Linked DNA regions of Homo sapiens: all the other regions are linked to region 1. A link is an interaction called in ENCODE POLR2A ChIA-PET data of the cell type or tissue named here. Cell type or tissue: Panc1. All regions are shown on one strand. Each heading gives the region's core, and the rest is flanking DNA. Links, peaks and the distances in the headings are about the cores only.

The links. Peaks named below come from ENCODE experiments on the same cell type or tissue, not always from the same donor. Only the 100,000 strongest peaks of a DNase experiment are listed, where the experiment ranks them.
Region 2: POLR2A ChIA-PET joins it to region 1 with 11 read pairs; 1 of 35 experiments calls an interaction of 5 or more read pairs at or near these places.
Region 3: POLR2A ChIA-PET joins it to region 1 with 8 read pairs; 6 of 35 experiments call an interaction of 5 or more read pairs at or near these places.

What each region holds. Positions count from the first base shown.
Region 1 is chr17:61,193,098-61,200,875 of GRCh38, reverse strand. The region is part of intron 22 of BCAS3 (BCAS3 microtubule associated cell migration factor); the gene reads right to left. Among named protein-coding and RNA genes, the nearest start is that of BCAS3-AS1, 61 kb to the right of the region's middle. In Panc1, for the core only: no CTCF peak of the experiment used is centred there; no DNase peak of the experiment used is centred there; H3K27ac peaks cover 4,073 bases.
Region 2 is chr17:61,833,742-61,841,519 of GRCh38, reverse strand. The region is part of intron 6 of BRIP1 (BRCA1 interacting DNA helicase 1); the gene reads left to right. Among named protein-coding and RNA genes, the nearest start is that of BRIP1, 26 kb to the left of the region's middle. In Panc1, for the core only: CTCF peaks have their summits at 3,909 and 4,112 (motif pointing right); a DNase peak (open chromatin) is centred at 4,172.
Region 3 is chr17:61,067,512-61,075,289 of GRCh38, reverse strand. BCAS3 (BCAS3 microtubule associated cell migration factor) reads right to left here. Exons shown (of 24, transcript NM_017679.5): 20 at 270-370. BCAS3-AS1 (BCAS3 antisense RNA 1) reads left to right here. Exons shown (of 6, transcript NR_186507.1): 3 at 4,408-4,450; 4 at 5,167-5,285. It also overlaps the pseudogene RPL23AP74. Among named protein-coding and RNA genes, the nearest start is that of BCAS3-AS1, 65 kb to the left of the region's middle. In Panc1, for the core only: no CTCF peak of the experiment used is centred there; no DNase peak of the experiment used is centred there; H3K27ac peaks cover 354 bases.

The sequences.
Region 1 (7,778 bases), core at 1,021-6,020:
GAGACTGTTTGGATGAGGCAGGAAAGAGGAAAGGTAGCCCATCAAAAAAGTACATTTTCCAATTCTATTTGGAATTTCAGTACAATACTTGATTATTAGGCTCAAACAGGTTAACTGTACCTGATCCTATGGGTGTGGCAAAGAAACAAAATCCAAATTTTGGCTGAAACAGAAGCAAGATAATAGTAAAAAGATACTAATATAATAAGAGAGCCAGCCAAACAGCTGAGGATACCTCACTACCACCCGCATTGATAATCAAAAGAAATACGCTCTAGTCCTAATGCCTCTTCAGTAGGAATGTTTCGGAGGCTGAACGATCAGGATCCAGGAGGCTAACATTCCACACCAGCTCGGTCATTGATTTACCATACGGCCTTCGGCAAGCCGAGGGCCCTTTCTGAAGCTCAGGTTCCTTTATTATGAAATAAGAATAATAATCTCTCCTTTACCAAGTTGCTATGGCTATAAAATAATAAATAATGCTTTGTCAATAGTAAGTGCCAAATTGATGTTAGTTGTCACTATTATCAAACAGTGTACTGCCCAGTAAGGCAAGAATAATAAGCTAACTAACTAATTGTATTAATATTAATCTCCTTCTCATTCGCTCAGACCACTCTGACTCCTTCTGATGTCTCAAGCAAGCTGCCTTTGGGACCTGAATAAAAACTTTATCACTAAGTCAACAGTAAGTTCTAAGTTGGTTTTGTTTTGTTTTTTATAAAGAGGATAAGAAATGAAGGGGGGCAACTTCAAACTGGCTTAGACAGGATGCTGTAGTTTTGCTAAATTTTTCCCAAGCATGTTTCTATTTAAAATCATCTTTTTGGATTATTCTGGAAGAAAGGGTAACTTATCTCATCCAAAATTGGTGTTTCCAATTTCCTTATATAACAAGGCTTGAATGTTGTGGAGGAAGTAGGCAAAAACTAAAGAACCAAGAAAGATCAAAAAGCAAGAGACCTATAACCCGTAAGGTTAAGAGGTTATGACCCTAGGGCCCTGCAGTAAGGTGGATGTCTAGAAAGACATTTTCAGGTAGTTTTAAGCAAACTAACTTTACCGGGCTTTTGGAAAAGGGATAGAGATAGGATCTATTGCTGAGGACAACATTCCTGGCATGAATACGCTTACAAAGATCATAGGGATCCTATCAAAATTAAGCTGTCACTGCTGTTTGAGAAGGGAACTATGGTATTAGTAATTCATTACCCTTTGTGTTCACTGTTCAAAGTTAACATTGTCCACCTTGCAAGTATTTCTTGAATAACTTGTTCATCACAGTTATTATCCCAGTTCTAACCTTTCACAAGGTGCAGTCAGGGCACAAATTAGAAGGGAAAAAAATATGTGATTAGATAATAAAAATGAATCACATACACCTAAACAATGGTGTCACATTCTAAATTTGGTTGTGATAGCTACTATTTGCCTTTAAACTAGGGGAGGTAATTTGTAGTCAGTATGATGTCGAGTTGTCTTTACTGTAACACCATGCACTAGGTGCCCACCTGTGTTTTTCTAATGTTTGACAGGGAAGCAGTTGTAGCTGTGGCAGTGTAGAGAGGAAAGAGTAAGGCTGGCTGGCAGCATATACATTCTACACAACAGAACAGATAAAAACATGCATTTTGTGGTTCTACATGGTATACAGTAGACAGCTAAAAAGAGGGAGAAGAAATAGAAGGAAGAAATTTCTTCCTGGCATATCCCAGTAAGACCACAAATGTATTAAGGATTGGAAAAGGTTAAAAAATATAAAACAAAGATACAAGAATTGCTTTAACTAAGCTCAGGAAGGACAGACTCTACTGGACACTTTTTTTCCAGGATAGAGAAATGTTGGTTTCATTTATATATTTCTAGTAATCAGAGTATGGTAAGATATATTAAAAGTTTTGGAGCTTGTAAACATATATTAAAGGCATTCATCATCAAGGAACAATCAGTGATTTCTAAGTATCATTATCTTAAAAGCTTTAGAAACATGTACCTTTCAAACTTCCAATTACGTTAAACCAATCCACATCAATCTAAGAAAACATTTGGACTCTAAGAGTCAGGAAATTAAACCGTTAGTTCTAAAATTCCGAGGACACCTCTAAGCCTCTGTCTCATTTTTACACTTAAGGTTTGAAGATAAATGCTAAGAAAGTGTTTGAGACTAACTGAACAGTGTATTCAAATCAAACAGATTAACTAAAAGTAAATGCACAGAAGCTAAAAATGGGTCAGAATCAAAGACCGCAGGAATAGCAATAACAATGTGTCAAAAACATGTTTGTCTACTTTCACCTTCTTGCAAAACTTAACTGATCTATTGTGTAAATTAAGGTAATGGCCCTTCCCCCCAAAAGTTTTAGTATAAAATTGTTGTAGCTATTATAGAAGAAAATACTTAAATTAATGAATTATTTGAAAATCAACATATCGGGCTGGGCACAGTGGCTCAGGCCTGTAATCCCAGCACTTTGGGAGTCCGAGGCGGGTGGATCACGAGGTCAGGAGATCGAGAACATCCTGGCTAACACGGTGAAACCCCATCTCTACTAAAAATGCAAAAAATTAGCTGGGTGTGGTGGCTGGCGCCTGTAGTCCCAGCTACTTGGGAGGCTGAGGCAGGAGAATGGCATGAACCTGGGAGGTGGAGCTTGCAGTAAGCTGAGATTGGGCCACTGCACTCCAGCCTGGGGGACAGAGTGAGACTCCGTCTCAAAAAAAAAAAAAGAAAAAAAAAAAACATATCTTGCACTTTATCTTAATCGCATATCAGCAAACATCCACTAAGTACTCATATGTGCCAGACTCAGTGGATATAAACATGAAGATGACCTACTTTTCTTGCCCCCAACAAGCTTAAAATCTAATATTCATTACTATATAGATAGATGGGATAGACTTTCAGAGCCAACACCTAACACACTCATCTTATTACTTATCTATGGAAATGACCAAAACCACATCTAGAAGTCATGAGAATTTCTAATAAAGTGTTGATGCTTGAGAAACATTTGTTTTGATACTATAGGGCCACAGAACAAAGTGGGAAATTTACTTTATACAATTACACAGTAAATCTGAGTGTTTGAGGGATCAGCAGATAGCTTTGATAATTCAGGTCTCCCGAGGGTCTTTATCCAGACTGGCTTGGCACTATTCTTTCTCAGTATAGGGTCCTCTGTGTGTATATAGTTGGAAGATGTATACCTGATTGAGGGGTCCACAGCATCCTCCCTGTGCACATTCTAACTTTCTGATCTTTACTACTCATTAGAGGAGGTATCTGAGATGATCACTACAGTTCCTTCTAGTTTTGACATTCCACGAGTAAGGCTAAATGTTTGTTTCAGGCAGATCATTACAAGAAGGAAAATGCATTACCTAACTTCTATGTCAAAGCAGAAGATTCTCTAAGACAATGCCTCAATGTTGGCAAAAGAGCCTAATTTATATATCTTTATGGATTCTGATATCATGAGCTCATCCTACACCTATAAATGTATTCATTATGTAAGCTTTTCCTTAAGCAAACGTAAGACTGGAGAGGAAGAAAGTGCTGCTTGCCATTCAATTTGGCTTCAGCAGAACTCTCCATTATTAGGAAGAAGCGGCCCTTTTCTAGATAATGAGAACAAATTTTTTCTTCATCACTGTGGTGTCTTTTATTTTACTATGTCACTCTTGGAAGAGTTTGAAAGTCATATACTCTTCACCTTTGCCTCTTGAAGCATCAACAGGTTACAAAAATAATACTTTGCCTCATGGTATGCAACCTTAAGGTGAACCCAGGAAAACGGTATTTGTTATTCTGTTGGATATATTAGATGTGCAATAACGATGTATTATGAAGTAAATCAAATTACAAAAATGAACCCTATCCCTTGGATAAAATTCTGGGAGTGAGCCAACACCACAATTATTATCTTCTCTAGCATTGAATGTTCTACATAAGTGTTTGGGAGATGTAAACAGGACATAAATCTGAGACCGGTTCTTCAATCTCTCTACAAATAACCATGACATTATATATAAACTATACTTTAGAGCATATATGCTTTCTGTTTCAGCAGTTAAAATGTGTATTAGACCCTATGATAAACAGAAAAAACGGAGCATGAATGCCGATAAATGCAAGCCTTCCGTCTCAGAAAGTCTTCACTTATTTGATTAAGTTAGGTGAAAAGCAGAGCAGTCATGCTTGTAGGCTTTCTTCCTTTTCCCTTTCCTCTCCTCTTTTCATTTCTAATTCGAATCGGAAGTCTATGTGGAGCAGTCTGGCTAGCCCCAGTCTAACCTCCCCATCTGGAAGGGGACTAACCAGCCTTGGGGCTACTTCCAACCCTTCCCAGCTGTTGGGTTGGGGTTTTTTGTTTTTGTGGGCTTGAGAAAGCATATTTATATAAATGATTGCCATATCCTTTGCCAGCTGTTGACCCTGTTCTTGTCCCGGCTGGGGCATGGTTTTCATTTTTAGCGGCCACAGACTGGAAATGACCCTGATAGAGTTAGCACGCTATGCAAACAGCTTTACGCGCTATTGCTGTGACAGTTCAGACAATGGATGCACAGTGTAATCCAAGGGACCGGTGTTTCCCTTTGGGCAAATGTCACAGAATCCAGAGCTGGAAGTATCAGTTGAAAAAATAAATTCTGAGATTCACTGTGTTACGGAATAACGTCTCTCTAGTAGTTCAGACTACACTGATTTCAGATAGGGTCAGAGCAAGAATTTAGAGCAGCAACAAATGAGGCTTGAATAAACCTCAGAAGTTGTCTAGATAGATCTGCAAAGGCGACTGTGGTCTCCAAAGTTAGATGAGAGGTAAAAACAAGCTATATTTTCAGTTTTAAAACTACCTACATATGCTTCTGACATCAATGTCCATAAATAAAAATTCTAGATCCTTATACTTTAACAGCACAAAAAGATAAAAATCAGTTTGGACTTTTCATCTTTACTACAGTCTACAAACAATCATTCCCAAAGATAGCCAGTCAGATCATTCTTTATGATCATTACCAACCAGAATAAACCTATGTTTAATCTGTGCATAACTGTAGTCACAATTAACTGGAAAGTTTATAAATAAGTCTCAGCTACTTGGGAGGCTGAGGTGAGAGGATAGCTTTCAGTCTAGGAGTCTGAGTCCAGCCTGAGAAAGAGAGAGAAATTCCATCTTTAAAAAACGAGGGGGGCCGGGTGCGGTGGCTCACACCTTTGTAATCCCAGCACTTTGGGAAGCCAAGGTGGGCGGATCACTTGAGCACAGGAGTTTGAGACCAGCCTGGGCAACATGGCAAAACCCTGTCTCTACAAAAAAAAAAAAAAGAAAGAAAAAGAAAAGTTTAGCAGGGCATGGTGGCTCATGCCTACAGTCCCAGCTACTTGGGAGGCTGAGGTAGGAGGATCACCTGAGCCCAGGAGGTTGAGGCTGCAGTGAGCCATGATTGCACCATTGCACACCAGCCTAGACAACAGAATGAGACCTTGTCTGGGAAAATAAAAGGAAATAGGGAGAGTACGGCTGGTGGAGAGATGCACAGTGTTTGGTGGAAAGAGTATAAATATCCCATTAAGGATGATTTATCCTGGACAACCAATATTTCATCTGCGGTTAAATGAGAAGAGAATGAACAGCCAATTTTTACAGCTTTCACATACTGTATCCAGTCCTTCTGGGCATAAGCACAATTGGTATATGTAAAGAATAAAGAAATGTAGTTAAAAATAAATTGTTAATGCTTAAAGTGACACATCTACCTGAACATTTGTAATAAGTGATCATTTACAGGACACTTCAGTCATTGCAACAGATCGACAGAGTCTTAACTGTGAAAGCTCCATGAGAGCTTGTCAGAAAGAAGGCAGTATTAGGCTCTCCTTCATTCTCTTCAAGCCTGCAGGCTGGCTGGCTATGGTGGATGGAGACTGCCATATGTAACTGTAATTAAAATGTGAACCACATCTTAGGGGTCAGAATAGAAGAACTGACAAATAGGGGAGCTGGAGATGGAAAGTGAAGATATTTCCTAATATAGGCATTTTCAGTCTTTGAAAAACAATCCAAAAGGAAATTTAGCCTATGAATCTAAGAGTCACATAGTTAGTATATCTTTTTTTTTTTTTTTTTTGAGACAGAGTCTTGCTCTTGTTGCCCAGGCAGGAGTGCAATGGCACAATCTCGGCTCACTGCAACCTCTGCCTCTCAGGTTTAAGTGATTCTCCTGCCTCAGCCTTCTGAGTAGCTGGGATTACAGTTGCCCACCACCACACCTGACTAATTTGTGTATGTTTTAGTAGAGACAGGGTTTCACCATATTGGCCAGGCTGGTCTCGAACTCCCGACCTCAGGTGATCCACCCGCCTTGGCCTCCCAAAGTGCTAGATTACAGGAGTGAGCCACTGCGCCCGGCTTAGTTAGTATATCTTTATGACTCCTCACAAGCTTGAGGGCTAGAATTGCTTTAAAGGCAGCTCATAATTTCAGTCAGCTTTCACTTGCTGGGGGAATTAACTGATGTGATTTGGAAGCCTCTCTGAACTCGGGTTAACCAATGACAAAGTCTGTGACATTACAAGGCCATGTTTTCTTTCTCTGTCTCGCATTTGTAATAGTGAGGAAAGAATGAAGCCATTTGTTGCTTACAGCAGAATCTGACTTAAAATTTGACACCACTAATACGAGCTAATAGCACAATCTGCAGATTCCCCTCCTCTCCCCTCCCCTCCCTGCCTTTCCTTTCTTTTCTTTTTCTGAGACAGGGTCTCGCTCTGTCACCCAGGCTGGAGTGCAGTGGCACGATCTTGGCTCACTGCAACCTGTGCCTCCTGGGTTCAAGTGACTCTCCTGCCTCAGCCTCCCAAATAGCTGGGATTACAGGTGCCCACCACCAGGCCCGGCAAATTTTTGTGTTTTTAGTATAGACGGGGTTTCGTGATGTTGGCCAGGCTGGTCTCCAACTCCTGACCTCAAGCAATCCGCCCACTTCAGCCTCCCAAAGTGCTGGGATTACAGGTGTGAGCCACCACGCCCGGCTTGTACTTTTTTTATAAGCAGAATATGACTAGGTTTTCAAAAATTCAATCTTTTTTTTTTTTTTTTTTTTTTTTTTTTGAGATGGAGTTTCGCTCTTGTTGCCCAGGCTGGAGTGCAATGGCACGATCTCGGCTCACAGCAACCTCCACCTCCCGGGTTCAAGCCATTCTCCTGCCTCAGCCTCCAGAGTAGCTGGGATTACAGGCATGCGCCACGACACCCAGCTAATTTTGTATTTTTAGTAGAGACGGAGTTTCTTCATGTTGGTCAGACTGGTCTCAAACTCCGGACCTCAGGTGATCCACCCATCTCGGCCTCCCAAAGTGCTGGGATTACAGGCGTGAGCCACCGCACCTGGCCAAAAATTCAGTCTTATATCCCCTGTCATTGAAGTTTGATTATTGACATATTGGGGCTTATTTCTACTATCTTATTTTGTATGATCTGTTCTTTCCCGCCTTGTATTGCACTGACAGTTTTCTATAGTAATTTTTTCTCTATATGTTTGGAAGCTATAGATTATATTTCTATTATGGTTTGTCCTTAAATTTTTATTTATTTATTTATTGTTTTTGAAACAGAGTCTCCCTCTGTCACCCAGGCTGGAGTGCAGTGCCATGATCTCGGCTCACTGCAACCTCTACCTTCTGGGTTCAAGTGATTCTCTTGCCTCAGCCTCCTGACTAGCTGGGATTACAGGCATGTGCCACCACACCCAGCTAATTTTTGTATTTTTAG
Region 2 (7,778 bases), core at 1,486-6,485, 640 kb before region 1:
ATTCTAACTGAGTGAGATGATATCTTATTGTGCTTTTGATTTATATTTCCCTGATGATTAGTGATGTTCAGCATTTTTTCATGTTCTTGTTGGCTTTATGTATCTTTTGAGAAATGTTTATTCACACCCTTTGCCTATTTTAAAATCAGATTTTTTTTTTTTTGCTGTTGAGTTCCTTGTATATTCTGGATAGTAGTCCCTTCTCAGATGAATAGTTTGGAAATATTTTCTCCCATTCTACAGGTTGTCTCTATACTCTGTTGTTTCCTTTGCTGTGCAGAAGCTTTTTAGTTTGATACTGTCCTATTTGTCTATTTTTGTTTTTGTTGCCTGTACTTTTGAATTCTTACCCATAAAATCTGCCTAGATCAGTGTCCTGAAGCTTTTGCCCTATGTTTTCTTCTAGTAGTCTTATAGTTTTGGGTCTTATGTTTAAGTCTTTAATCTATTTTGAGTTGGTTTTTGTAGATGGTGAGAGGGATCTAGTTTTTTCCTTTTGCATATGGACATCCAGTGTTCTCAGCACCATTTATTGAAGAGGGAGTCCTTTCCCCGATATGTGTTCTTGGCATCTTTGTTGAAAATCAGTCAACTGTAAATACCTGGATTTACTTCTCGGTTCTCTATTCTGTTCCATTGGTCTATGTGTCTATTTTTATACTAATACCATTCTGTTTTGGTTACTATAGCTTTGTGTAGTACATAGCGTGGTGCCTACAGTTTTCTTTTTGCATACTATTACTTTGGCTATTCAGGGTCTTTGTGGTTCCATATGAATCTTAGGATTGTTCTTTCTATTCCTGTAAAGAATGTTATTGGTATTTTGATAGGGATTACATTGAATCTGTAGGTTGCTTGGAGTAATATGTAGTTCTTATTTTCATTTTATTTATTTGGTTAACTTTTTTAGAGACAAGGTTTCGCTATGTTGCCTAAGCTGCTCTCAAACTCCTGGGCTTAAGCGATCCACCTGCCTTGGCCTCCCAAAATGCCAGGATTATAGGTGTGAGCTACTGCACCTGGCCTTGTAGTTCTTATTTTTAAATGCTGCTGAAAGCTATTATTAATGTTATTGTTGATAATACTGATCAACATTATAAATTTTGAGGAGTTAGGTTTAGAGTTTAGTAGAAAATTCCTTTTCTTTTTTTTTTTTTTTTTTTTGAGACGGAGTCTCCCCTGTCACCCAGGATGGAGTGCAGTGGGCGATCTCGGCTCACTGCAACTTCTGCCTCCTGGGTTCAAGTGATTCTCCTAAATCAGCCTCTTGAGTAGCTTCTCAAGTAGCACCTGACACCACGCCCAGCTCATTTTTGTATTTTTAGTAAAGATGAGGCTTCACCATGTTGGCCAGGCTGGCCTTGAACGCCTGACCTCGGGTGATCTGTTTGCCTCGGCCTCCCAAAGTGCTGGGATTACAGGCGTGAGCCACGGAACCTGGCCAAAAATTCTTTTGATATCTGTTGAAGATGTTTATGGCTGAAATCTTTTGAGTCTAAACCGCTTGACCATAAGCACATCTACTGTGCCCTTGGTTGAGTACCTTAATTTTAAGCCTAATGCTTTGATTGATTTCTCCTTTTGGTTATGTAGTATGCTGATATATGTTGATCATTGATTATGGTCTGCTCATTGGTAAAATATAGCTGTATCTATAATTGTATATCTGTATCTTTATATCTGTTTTATTTTTAAGCTAGAAATTGCATATTTTCTTCCTTGGCTTTAGGTGGTATAACTCTACATATCTCTAGAAATGGAATAATTTTTCATAAGTGGGTGATTTATTACTCATAACATTAAGATATAGGCCTCTGACAATTTCTCATAAGTCTGAAAACTTCTTGAACAAGTTAAATCTCTCAATTAAATCTAGTCCCTCAAATGATAACATTTCACTAGTGTGACACTGAATTTTTGTTTGCAAGAAGATGTAAGAGATATATGTCATACTAATTAAACATGCATAAAGTAAATTTAACAGACATCAAAGCACTTTTGCAATGCAAAGAACATATGGTTGAGCTCTAATATTTGTTTCTTTTCATGGTAGTCTATGATGAAAAACATGACGTATAAAGTAATTTTATGTGCTTTCTGAAAGGTTATGGGAAAAAAAAACCCAAAAATACATAGGTAAAATGATTTGTATTTTCAACTTTATTTTTTTCTTCCTAACATAAAAATAGGATAAGTACTTATAATAGAAATATAATTATTATAAAATGTATAGTTTTAGTGAGCATGAATGTTTCTCCTTTTTGTATGTTAAGTAAATTTTTAGTAAATTTCTCATGGATTTCTAGCATTAAATAATACATCTAGGTTTTCAGAGAACAAGGACTAATTATTTCCAAGAATGTAATATAAGAAAAAATAATGGGGATATGAGTAGAGGTAATTTATTTAAAAAATGGGATTTTTGGGTGTCATAGGGGAGTAAATATTTTTCCTTGTAGGAAATTACTTTGGTTTCTGCTGTAACATTTCTTAGTCTTTGCAAAGTGACTTATTATAAATCATAAAAGTATTTTCTGTAGATTTTGGGATAGGTGGTTTCATGAAAAGTAGAAGAAAAATAGTTTCATGTGTATTAATGTCGTAAGTTTTAATATTTATTATACAGCAGCTTTTGAAATGAGTTTATTGCCAAAACTTTTGGATAAAGTAATTGAAAAAAAAGTAGTCCATATATTAGAACTTTTCTTATGCTGACAGATCATATGCCTCACTTTTTTTTATATTTTTTTATTTTTGCTTTTTTCTTCAGACCAAAATGCCTCACATTTTATCTGTTGTATTTTAATCTAGACCTTGTAATAATCTTGAATAAGGTAAATTGATAGACTTGGGTAAGTAACTTTTTTGTGAAAACCAGTTCCTTCATATGGAAGGAAAAAGAATGGGAGACTAGATTTAATGATGCTTTATTTATTTATTTATTTATTTATTTATTTATTTATTTATTTATTTTTTGAGAGGGAGTCTCGCTCTGTCGCCCAGGCTGGAGTGCAGTGGCGCGATCGGCTCACTGCAAGTTCCGCCTCCTGGGTTCACACCGTTCTCCTGCCTCAGCCTCCCAAGTAGCTGGGACTACAGGCGCCCGTCACCACACCCAGCTAATTTTTTATATTTTAGTAGAGACAGGGTTTCACCGTGTTAGCCAGGATGGTGGCTCACTCCTATAATCCCAGCACTTTGGGAGGCTGAGGCGGGCGGATCACGAGGTCAGGAGATACGTTATATCTAATTGAATTCTAACACCTTTAAATTCTAAGGACGCTTTTCCTATCTTGCTTTTTATTATATGATACTAGGGAGTACAGTATTTTTTAAATAGAAATATTTATTTGGATTCATAAATTAATGGTTTAATTCTCATCCCTGCAAAGGTGTGTCTTAGTCTTCACGTTTTTCAAATCTGCAGTTGCATTACTTTTGACAAACCTTCTTCCATAAATTAAATGGTAAATTAGTTTGATGATTTCTGTTTTCCCCTGAATTTGACATTAAACTTTTTAGGTTCTTCAAATTTTCTTAGTTTTTATGAAAATCATTTAGTTTCCACCTAGTGGATTGGAGAAGTAGATTGTTGTCTCTTTATTTTTCTATCATTTCTAGTCTCCTAACTCTCTTTTCAAGTCGGAAGATAGTGTCAGTACCTTTTCTTATATAATTAACTTTCTGGTGTCCCCTGCTTGATCCCTTTCCTTACAGTTCAGATTTATTTTCTTAATCTGACAATTCATATGTCAAAGTTCTAGTGAAGCATCTGTCTCCACATGGTCAAAATATAGTTAAGAAAAACATTGTTTTTTAGAATAGTATGTTAACGTTTTGATATTACTTTGTTCTATCATTCATAATCATTTTCTCTAGATTTATTTATATTCTGTTCTTTTTTTAGTAAATCCTCACAATAGCCAGGGTTGTCTTCAGATATATTCTTATGCTTATACCTGCTTTTTATTTATTCATTAAATAAATGCTAACATTCTTTATATACTTTAATTAAAGTAATTATATTTGATTTAATGTAGCAGTAGCATATTATTTTAATTCATAACTTGGGCCTGGTGTGTGGAAGACACTTGGGTCCAGCAGAGTGCGCTGTTGACCTTCTTACAAAGTGTTAACACTGGGGCGATCCTTAGGCTATTTTTCTTCCTTTTTCTTCCTCCCATACCCCATTTTTATTTCCTTCCTTCCTACCCTTCTTTCTTTTACTTTATGGTTTTAATTTACTTTTATTTAAAATAGCTATTTAACATAACTGCATATATATGCTGATACTGGTGCTTACTGTGTTATGTGCCAGACACTCTGCTAAGCACTTTAGAAATATTAATTCACCTGGCAAATACAGGTTCATGTGAGTTGATGCTTATTGTCATGTTCTTTTAACTTTTCTTTGGGTTTGACAGTTTTCAAAATAAAAGAATTTAACTCAATCTTTATAACAACCGTATCAGGAAGGTATTAATATTTTCCGCAATTATAGCTGAGGAAACTGAGCCACAGAGTATTTGAATAACTTGTTCATGTCACAAACCTGGTGAGTAGAAGCTGGATTAAAACCCAGGCAGTCTGGCTCTGGAATTGATCCTCTAAACCACCTCACTATTCTGTCTCTGAATAAACTCTTCCAGATGACTTTTTGATGACAGTTCATTTTTATACTGTTACAGGTCATATTATATGCATTACCATGCAGGTTATTTATTCAAGATTCGTCCCTTTTTTAGTGTCTCAACACCAAATCTAAGCATTTACAATGCTTACCCAAATTTATAATTATTTATTTATTTGTAGGTTTAACTGTTTTTTGTTTTGTTTGTCTCATTACCAGACTGACCATAAGGACAAGTGTAATGTCTCTTTTTTTCAGTTTTTTATAACCAGCATCTGGCACAGAGCCTGCACCTAGTAGCTACTTGTATTATTTGTTGAATAAATGAATGAAAAAAATGGCCATAGTTAAGTAGATGTATGATTCACCACTGTTTCTTGTAGCTTACAATTTTTACTCAGATCCTTATACCTAAGAGGGTATGACAGTATTGTTAAATACAGGTGACTTAATGCAGATTTAAAAATAGTTTTTGGCCAGGCATGATGGCTTATGCCTGTAATCCCAGCACTTGGGGAGGCTGAGGTAGGTGGATCACTTGAGCCCAGGAGTTTGAGATCAGCCTGGGCAACATAGCAAGACCCTGTCTCTACAAAAAACAAACAAACAAAATTAGCTTGGTGTGGTGGCTCATGCCTGTGGTCCCAGCTACCAGGAGGCTGAGGCAGGAGGATTGCTTGAGCCCGGGAGGTAGAGGTTAAAGTGAGCTGTGATCATGCCACTGCATTCCAGCTTGGGTGACAGAGCAAAACCTGTCTCAAAAAAAAAAAAAAAAAAAAAAGAGTAATAACATTTTTTGAAAAACCTTTAACATTATAAAAACCAATACAGAATAAAAATTAAAATGTTCTCCCTTATGTTAACCCCATCTCCCTTTCTGCTTTCCAGAAGGAAACACCATGAACACTTTCATGAGGATCTTTCTAGATCCGTTTCTATAAATTTATAAGGATATTTTTAATAGTTCTTTTACAGTTTTGTTTGTGCATTTAACTCTCTTGTTTATGGGATTTATTTTCATGCATGTATGAGGTCAGGCTCTAATTGCATATTTTCCCAAATAGTTGATCAGTTGTCCCAGTGTCACTTAATCATTTTTCCAGTTTTGAAGTTTTGCTGTTATCATGTACTAAATTGTTATATGTACTTGGATTGGTTCCTGGACTTTTTTTTCTCTTTAATTTTTTTTTTTTAACAGTATGTGTGAAAAAATATGTCAAAGAATTCCACTTGGCTTCAAACAGAAAAGCAGTAGACCCCTGCCCTAATTCTATTATTCACCAATTCCCACTATCTGAAGTAAATAATTTTCAATTATTTATCCTTTGTATTCTGATAGTTTTTGAAGTAGCATGCATATTTTGCTTTTCTCTTGAGTTTTCGGTTTTAGATACTTTCTGTTGTCTTCCTCCTATTCTTTTCTCCTTTCTCATTACTTCTACCCTTCAGCCTGCCAGCATTTGGTATTTGTATTGTTATAATTCTATAAATATTTAAACTTATTACAGTTCTTTCCCCAAACCAGTATTTATTTTTTTTGGTGCTAGTAGTTGTCTTGTCCTTTGCTTAGTTTCCTATGTACCTGTAACTATTTATCTCCAAACTCTCTGTTAGAAAGTAAAATCTATCAGTTCATTTAAATACATCAGGTCAAGATGTCCATATTTTTAGACTTTCAATATTTAGTGGAAATAATGAAAAATACTCTTTTATATTGAATTAAATTTTATATTTCTAAATAACTTTTTTCTGAATATAAAAGCATCATCTAAGAGAAAATTTGGGAACCACCAAAATGTGTACTTAAATTATTAACATTAATCCTTAATTAAACTGTCTCCTCAATATCAACCCCTGATATTCTGCCTGCTGTCTATTCTTAAGTGCGCACATGTGCGTGCACACACACATGCAATGTTATCTGTTGCTGTAACAAACCAACCATTTATTTAGCTTACTGTTGTGGGGGTCAGCAATTTAGGGTGGGCTCAGCTGGGCATTTCTTCTGCTGATCTCAGGTGGCCTACTCATGTGTCTGTGGTCAACTGCAGGTCAGCTGTAAGTCAGCAAGGCAGCCCTGCTTCAGGGAGTTGATTGGTAGTCAGCTGGGACCATGAGGTGGGTCTCTCTCATCATCTAGCAGGCTAATTCTGGTTTATGTATATGGTGGCCTCAGGGTTCCAAGAGCAGCAAGAGAACAAGCCCCAGTGTACAAATGCCTTTTGAGTCTGTTTGTGTCAGGTTTGCTAATGTTCCAGTCACCAAAAGCAAATCACATGACCAAATCCAGACTCAAGGGGTAAAGCTCACATCTTGGTAGGAAGAGCTACAAAGTAACCTTGAAAGGGAGCTTATATACAAAGATAAGTAGAATTTGTTGCCATTTTTGTTACGTAGTATATATTACATATATACCCAGTATCAACTGAGTATATATGTAAACATTTCCACCATAGAGAACACTACTATGTTTTCTCCAGGCTCTCAAAAAAATCGTAATTATTGGGCCGAGCGTGGTGGCTCACTCCTGCAATCAGGTGTTGTACAGAGCTCAACCCCTGTAAAGGGGTTGATACTGTAGTATATATTACATATATTTGTTATGTAGTATATATGACATATATTACACATATATTACATATATACTCCCTCCCCACACACAAAATTAGGATTATAGTATATAGCTTTTATTTTTCACCTAATATATCACGGTCATAGTAAAATTTAGCAGGTCTATTTTGATGGATACTTTTTTGTCGTAATCTTTTTTCCTATGCCAGTGGTTGGCAAACTATGACCCATGGGCAGAATACAGCCTGCTGCCTGCTTTTATAAATAAAGTTTTTTTGAACGCATTTTACATTTGTTTATACATATTGTCTGTGGAACTTTTGCGTTATAACAGTAAAGTTGAGTAGTTGTGACAGAGACCATATGGCTCACAAAACCTAAAATATATACTCTGTCTATTTATGTATTTTTCTTTTCTTTCTTTTCATGTTCAGCCAGCAGGAAAATCTCTGGCCTTTTAGAGAAAAAGTTTGCCAGCCCGTTCTATACTATTGTAATCTTGGTTAAGTTAGGCCAGAGGTTAGTGGAGTTAGTGTGAATCTCTTGCCTTGTCTGCAAATTTGCCTAGGGGTAGGAT
Region 3 (7,778 bases), core at 1,810-6,809, 130 kb after region 1:
ATGGATTGTGTGAAAAATACACAAATTTTATGCCATGTTTATGGAAGCTAACATATATATATATACACACACGTATAATGTATATATAATATGTATATGTACACCTGCAGCAATATTTGTGGAGTAATTTGTAATATGGAAAGACAACTAATTCTTGATAATCCAATAAAGAGTTACCAATTCTCCCCTTTTACCTCTAAGGAAAAGAATAAAAACAGTAAATTTCTGTTTTATTTTACTTTAATACTCTCAATATTTCAGAGTTTTACCTGGGAAAGCCATTCTTCATCTTCCTGTCCACTATGGTCAGAAGCTAAACTGTCGTAAGACCCATGTCGAGTAATGGGCCCAGGACTTCCAGGGGGAACCACTATAGGAGAAAGAAAATAGATTTAAACCACTTCATTCCATGCAGTGGAAAAACAGACGTGGGCACAACCATTTTGGATACTATGGTAATTTATAAGATAAAATATAATACTTTAAAGCAAAAAGGCAATTCAAACAATTATTGAACAAGTAAGAATGAAGTTCTTAGGAATAAGATACTTTAAAAAATATCTACAGAAATTTAGTAATGCCATCTTCTTGCAATAAAAGAAATAAACAACTAACTACATATGCTAATAGCAAAAGTACACTGAAGAGCAGCGACAAATCTATTCATTGGGGGATGACATTAGGATTCTTTAAAAGAGTTTATTTAGTAGCTTCATATAAATGCTAGGCATAAACATGCACACTTAATAGAAAAAATGCTTTCAGTCCTAAAAAAAATTCATTTATCCAGAGAAATACATCATCTTTCTTAGATACCTGAGTAGTTTTCATGATTCTTAAGTGGTATGACATAGTCAAATTACAACAGCCTACTTTTTCATTCAAATAGGAACATTTGCTTAGTAAAACAATACAATGATTCAAAAATATTTACTGAGTTCCTAATATGAACCAGATATTATCTCCTCAAAATCTTAGTCTCTTCTTTGGAAGCTACGACTCACTCACTCTGTCTGTCTCCATGTCTCTAAAGGTATTTTTTTCTTTTTTTCTTCTTTTTTTTTTTAACAGCAGTTTTAGGTTCACAGCAAAGTTGAGCTAAAGATACGGATATTTCCCATATAACCCCCCAACCTCATACATGATTGTATTTAATCTTTTTTTTTTTTTTTTTTTCTTAAGAGATAGGATCTTGCTGTGTTACACATGCTGGATTACAGTGGCATGATCATAGCTCACTGTAACCTCAAACTTCTGGGCTCAAACCATCTTCTCACCTCAGTCTAATAAGTAGCTGAGACTACAGGCATGAGCTACCAATGCCTGCCCAATATTTTCTTCCTTGTAGAGACAGGATCTCACAATGTTGACCAGGCTGGTGTCAAACTCCTGGCCTCAAGTGATCCTCTGGCTTTGGCTCTCAGAGTGCTGGGATTACAGGCATGAACCACCACGCCTGGCCTACCATTTTAATACTCAGAGAAATCAAGCAATGAAGTACTGGGAGGAACAGAGAAAAAGAGGGGAGGTAAGTAGAAAGAAAAGTAAGAAAGTAAGAGATGATCATTAAAGAAGTGTGGAAGAAATAGAAAAGAATGAGAAGCTGAAAACCCTCATAATTTCTACCACCAAAAGACATTTATATATACACATCAACATACAAAAATTTCCTTGAGTTAGATTCCTACATATGAAATCAGAGGATGTAAATATATAAATTTCTTAATATATGTTCCCAGAAAGAGTTATACACTTACCCAAGCAGTGAAAGAGAATGCCAACCTCACTGAGCTCTTGCTAGAACAAGGTAGTATTTTGAAAAACTGTATCTTAGTGAAACAGATACAAATAAAGTAGACAAAGCATAACCTAGGGCAAGATTTTAAAAGACACAGACTCACAAAAAGCTTATCTTAACTTGCTGCAAGAGGAGAAATGCTAATTCAGTGAATTACTCAGCAGAGGCATACACAGTATTAAAGTGTAAGATCTGCAGTAATCAAAACTTTTAGCTGCTAGTTCTTCAAAATCATAGTTCTACAGCCAAGCGGCATGGTGGCATTTGTACAAAACACAAATGATCACAAAAGCATACACCTACATTCTTGTGATGACAAATTATATCAAGAAGAAAAGAATATCACAATAACTATTATTTCAGCATTCTTTTGGAAATAATTGATATACATTGAAAGGCTGATAAGTAATGATATTTTCAAAAGGCTAAGTTATCTTCCCACCACTAAATTCTATATTAATTCTTAATACAGAAGAGAACAAGAGGATCCTTGAAATTCCCACCCCTTAAATACTAGTGAAAAATGTGAATATGGAAAATATGTAGAGGCTGGAAAGCAGATGAGGGCAGAGAAGATTTTAAAGAGGTGAGGTAATATGTTATGCAAATATCTGAAGGAGAGGTGTGACCAAGGGAATGTTAAGTACAAAGATTTTGAGATGTAAACATAAAGGGAATAAGTAACAGCTAGGAGGCCACTGTGGTTGGGTGGGATAAGCCATGTTGTGAGTGGAAGGTTAAGTCAGTAAGGCAAAGGAAGTAGGACCAGCAGATTACTGTGGGCTTTTCCTTTCTTCTTTTTTTTTTTTTTTTTTGGTAATAAAGCTCGAGTAATATGATGGAAAGCAATTAGCAATTTTTAAGTAGAAGTGAGTAACCATGCCTTACGTAACTAGCTAGTACCTAATGTGAATTTCTCCAAAAGTTTATGTTGTGTTTTATATATGCTGAGCCTAGACTAGTACGTGTCACAGAACAAGTACTCAATAAGTATTTACTGGGTGGTTGGAGTTTTGGATTCTGTACTAAGTAAGTAACGGCACTAGAATGGCTGGACACTTATTTATCCATCATCAAAATAGGGATAATATATTATAATGTCTGGGATTAGCTTCAAAATAACCCAGTGCAGGGATGAAGGTGGGAGGTAGAATTACAGATGAAAACAGGATTGGTCATTAGTTGATCATTGTTATAGCTGGCTGATAGGTACATGGAGGCTCACTATACTATTATTTTCTAGTTTTGTGTATGTTTGGAATTTTCCACAGTGAGAAGGGAGAAAGATCCTCTCTGCCCTCATTAACTTTCCAAAGGAAGTAATAAAGATTCCAAATATACATCTAGAAATAGTACCATAAATATGCACCCCAAAATCCTAAAGAGATTATAAGAATTTCCATCCCCTTTTTTCACCAAAAATAGTTTTCTAATTAAGCATACTTGGAAGCCATCAGAAGATGGGCAATATAAAAAATAAATCTGGTGGGATAATATTTTTCATTATCAAATAAATATCCTTCCTCTGCCTCACCATTTTTTCCATGTTTGATACATTTTTATTACTAAATTGGGTAAAAGCACAAACATCAAAACAGGAAAAGCTTATAATTAGAAGCTAACTATAATCCAAATAATTTTGAAAAGTCTGAAAGAAGAGTGCAATAAGAGAACATATTTTTTTCACAATAAATTAATCATTAATTGGCACTGTGGTGTTAAACATACAACTAGATATATTACTGTTCATAATAATTGGTAATGTAATATATTTATTAAAATCTGTTGGTCTTCCTATTATATTTAGTATTGGATTCTCTATACAGTTTTAGGAATTACAATATGTAGTATGGAATACCTTAGAACAGTCCCAACAGTATACCACCAAGCCAGAACGCTGTTCCTCCAAATGTGGTCCTCAGACCATTAACATTGACATCCCTCGCAGAGCTTGTTAGAAATAAATAACTTCAGGCTCCACCCACCCAGCCCTACTGAATTACAATCTGCATTTCAACAAGATCCCTAGGTGATTTTATTACACATTAAAATTTGAGAGCTGCATTATACAGGAGTAGACTCACTGCCATTCCTCTAAAATAGATCAGTAGTAAAAGTTTGGAGAATCTACATTATTCTTTAAAAGGAAAAAATATGAAAAACTGGTTTTCATTTGAGAGCTTAGGAGGAAAATAATTAGTTACTTATTGCCATTTCTAAAATCTAGACAAGAAAATTCTGAAATAAGCATGGTTATTATGAGATTAAGTTAGCTATAAATTATTAGGAAATTTAAAATAGAAAGGTACTATCATTTTCATAGGATTTACTTTTTTTGTCCACTTGTTATCCTTCTAAATTCTTCACTATAACCTCAAATTTCAGTATAAATGGCCATTATAGCAGAAGAGCCAGGCTCTGTTTTCCATGGCTGATGTTGGGGGACATATCAAGCCAGTATATGCATAAGTTAAAGGGACAGATCTAAAATGTTCAGCTTACCAGTATTTAATACTTTTCTTAGTTTTTGTTGTAGTTGTTGTTGTTGTTGTTTTAGTCAAAGGTGGTTAAGTGTTTGGAAATGACCTTAGGTGGCTTCTGTTTTACAGATATGACCTGCCAGCGTCACACAACTTTCATACAAAGAAATCAGTAAGTCTCTTGATTTTAGTCAGTCTACATATAGTATTGAAAAGCTTTGTGACAAGTAATTCTTTCTAATGTTACCAGGCTGCCTGTGTAAATACAGAAGGCCAGCCTAGGAGACAGGATAAATTATCTGTGGGAAGGGCCCATAATCAATAGCCAACATTCTAGTTTAAAATTCATTCTCAAATGCTTTGGGCACAAAAAGGTAAAAATAAACTAAGTTTTTGCTCTTTTTATATAGCATATATTTTCTTAGTTTGTACTAATACATTCTTATATTACAAAGGCAATTTCATGGAAGAATCTTCCTTTTGATATTGAATCATCTGAAATTACACAAATAGAACTATACATTCAAAAAAATTCTCATGTGAATAACAAAAAAGACAAGTTAAACAACAACAAAAAAGCTTCCTTTCTATTTTTTTTAAATGGTGAAAAGATATATATATATATATATATATATATATATATATTCAGAATTAGGCAGCTGGACTCAGTTTAGATGATCCCAATTTTGTTGGCAACATCCAAAGCATCGTAACCAGGAGCCAGTCGAACATATGCCTTCTTCTCTCCATCAGGCCAAATCAGGGTGTTGACCTTGGCCACATCAATGTCATAGAGCTTCTTCACAGCCTGTTTAATCTGGTGCTTGTTGGCTTTAACATCCACAAGGAACACAAGTGTGTTGTTGTCTTCTGTCTTCTTCATGGCAGACTCAGTGGTCAGCGGAAACTTGATGATAGCATAGTGGTCAAGCTTGTTTCTCCTGGGAGCGCTCTTCCGAGGATATTTGGGCTGTCTCCAGAGTCGCAGTGTCTTCGGCTGCCGGAAGGTGGGTGACGTGCGGATCTTCTTCTTTTTGTGGCTGTGGACACCTTTCAACACTGCCTTCTTGGCCTTTAAAGCCTTCGCTTTGGCTTCGGCTTTAGGAGGGGCAGGAGCTTCCTTCTTCGCTTTCGGCGCCATCTTGTGAAAAGGGTCTTTTTTTTTTTTTTTTTTTTTACACAGGGTCTCACTCTGTTACCCAGGCTGGAGTGCAGTGGCATGATCTCGGCTCACTGCAGCCTCCACCTTGTGTTCAAGCGATCCTCCCACCTCAGCCTCCTGAGTAGCTGGGATTACAGGCGTGCGCCACCATGCCTGGCTAATTTTTGTATTTTTAGTAGAGACGGGATTTTGCCATGTTGGCCAGGCTGGTCTCAAACTCCTAACCTCAAGTGATCCACCCGCCTTAGCCTCCCAAAGTGCTGAGATTACAGGCATGAACCACCACACCTGGCCTGAAAGTTTTCCTTTCTTGCAGGTGGACATTGAATAGTAGGCCTAATTTGGATTTTGTTTTAAAAGTCCCAAAACAAAAGCAGCTTAAAACCTAATTAAAATGAATTTAAAAATCTGTGCACTCAACTACTGGTCTCTGGCACCATTTTCTGTTTTTTGTCCTTGTGGCGCAGGTTCTTCTTTGTTTCTTCTTTTGCTCTTTTCATTGGCTCAGTTGCACCATTCTCCATCACATTCATCATCACTATCAAATTTAGTTTACCTGCCCTGAAACTGTACCTTCCCTATCGCAAACCCAGGCTGGGTAGCTTTATTACTCTTCCCTTTTCCTGTAAATCTGCAATCTTTGACTTCCATTTATTTGGGGATTCTTGTTGGTCTTGCATGATTTTTTTCAATGCTTCTTTTTCATCTCTCCTTCTACTATTTCCCAAGTCACTTCTTTGGTTTTTTGTTTTTTAATTGTGGGTTACCATTATTTGTGTCTTTGGCTTTACCTAATGCTTCTTTGGCTTTTTCTTTAAATAGAATTATCCTCTCTTTTGCTCCTCTGACAAAGTCTATCCATTTTATTTCACCACTTGCATTTATTTATATTAAAAAATTTCTCTCAATCCAGGTAGGAAGAACATTCTATGTTTACTACCTTGGGAAGGAATGACATACCTGTTCACATGGAAAAAAGAATTTACAACCTTGATAAAAAGAAAATATGATAAGAGCAAAGTTTCCATGCTTCTAACCACTCAAATATTAGGAATGATACCCTGAGATTGGAGCGAGACTGGCAGAGACAGAAAGGGGAAAAAAGAGGGTCACAAAGAGGAGTGGGAAACGACAGAATCCCAGAAGAAGTTTTAGGGACCAATGGCGGTGAAAACTTATGTCTTCAATCTTGGGCAGAGTTAAGGGAAGTGGCAAGAGATCCCACATGGTACAAGAGTAGAAATGGTGTGCACATAGTGTGTCTGTACAGCCAGGTCTGTGACAACCTTACCATGTTCTCCATAGCTTAGAGGAGAAGAATGTTTCATACATGTACAAGAATAATATGGACATAGTCCAGACAACTGACAGGAGCTGGATGAGAAACAAGAATGGATGCTGCAGAGACCTATATGAACCAATGGCCAATGATCTGGTGGGGAAATGGGACATGTCAGTGGTGACAATTAGGACAAAATGTCCCCAAATCCCTTACCTCATACTTTTATACCCTGAACACCCTAGAGAATTTAGATGTAACTTTGGAGGTGGTATAATTGATTGAGATTAATTTTTCCACCTTTCTTCGAATGGAGGTACTAAAAAAAACTTAATAGAGTTTATTTAAAGAAAAATAAAGTTACATATCTTGCAAATCCAAGTTCAATGGACCAAGATACAAAATAGCTACCCTAAAGAAAAATGTTTAGTATCTTTTATATTTACCAACTGTCCTTAGATAATTAATAAACTTGGTACAAGGATATAAATCTAGCCATGTTCTTAGTACAGTAATTTTCAAACACACCTTATCTGCCAAACTGAAAAGGAAAATACTGAATAGGGAATACTATCAATTTACTTTAGAGAATACAACTTCAAAAGTACTGCCTCTACACACAGGCTTTTGCTAAATATACATCAACGAGCAAAGGCAGGATGAGTAGATCATTATGAGGTAACTGTGAGCCTGTCTGTTTTTAGTATTTATAAGCAAATCATGCTTATAGTGAGTAAATAAGAGCTAAAAAATCACTTATGGTATTTTTCTTATAGGAATATATGGGCTTCTGTGTATACATGTGTGTGTTTCTATATATATATATATATTTTTTTTTTTTTTTGTTTGTTTGTTTGAGATGGAGTCTTGCTCTGTCACCAGGCTGGTATACAGCAGCATGATCTCAGCTCACTGCAGCCTCCGCCTCCCAGGTTCAAGCGATTCTCCTGCCTCAGCCTCCCAAGTAGCTGGGATTACAGGTGCGCACCACACACCCAGCTAATTTTTGTATTTTTAGTAGAGGTGGGGTTCCACCATGTTGGCCAGGATGGTCTCGAT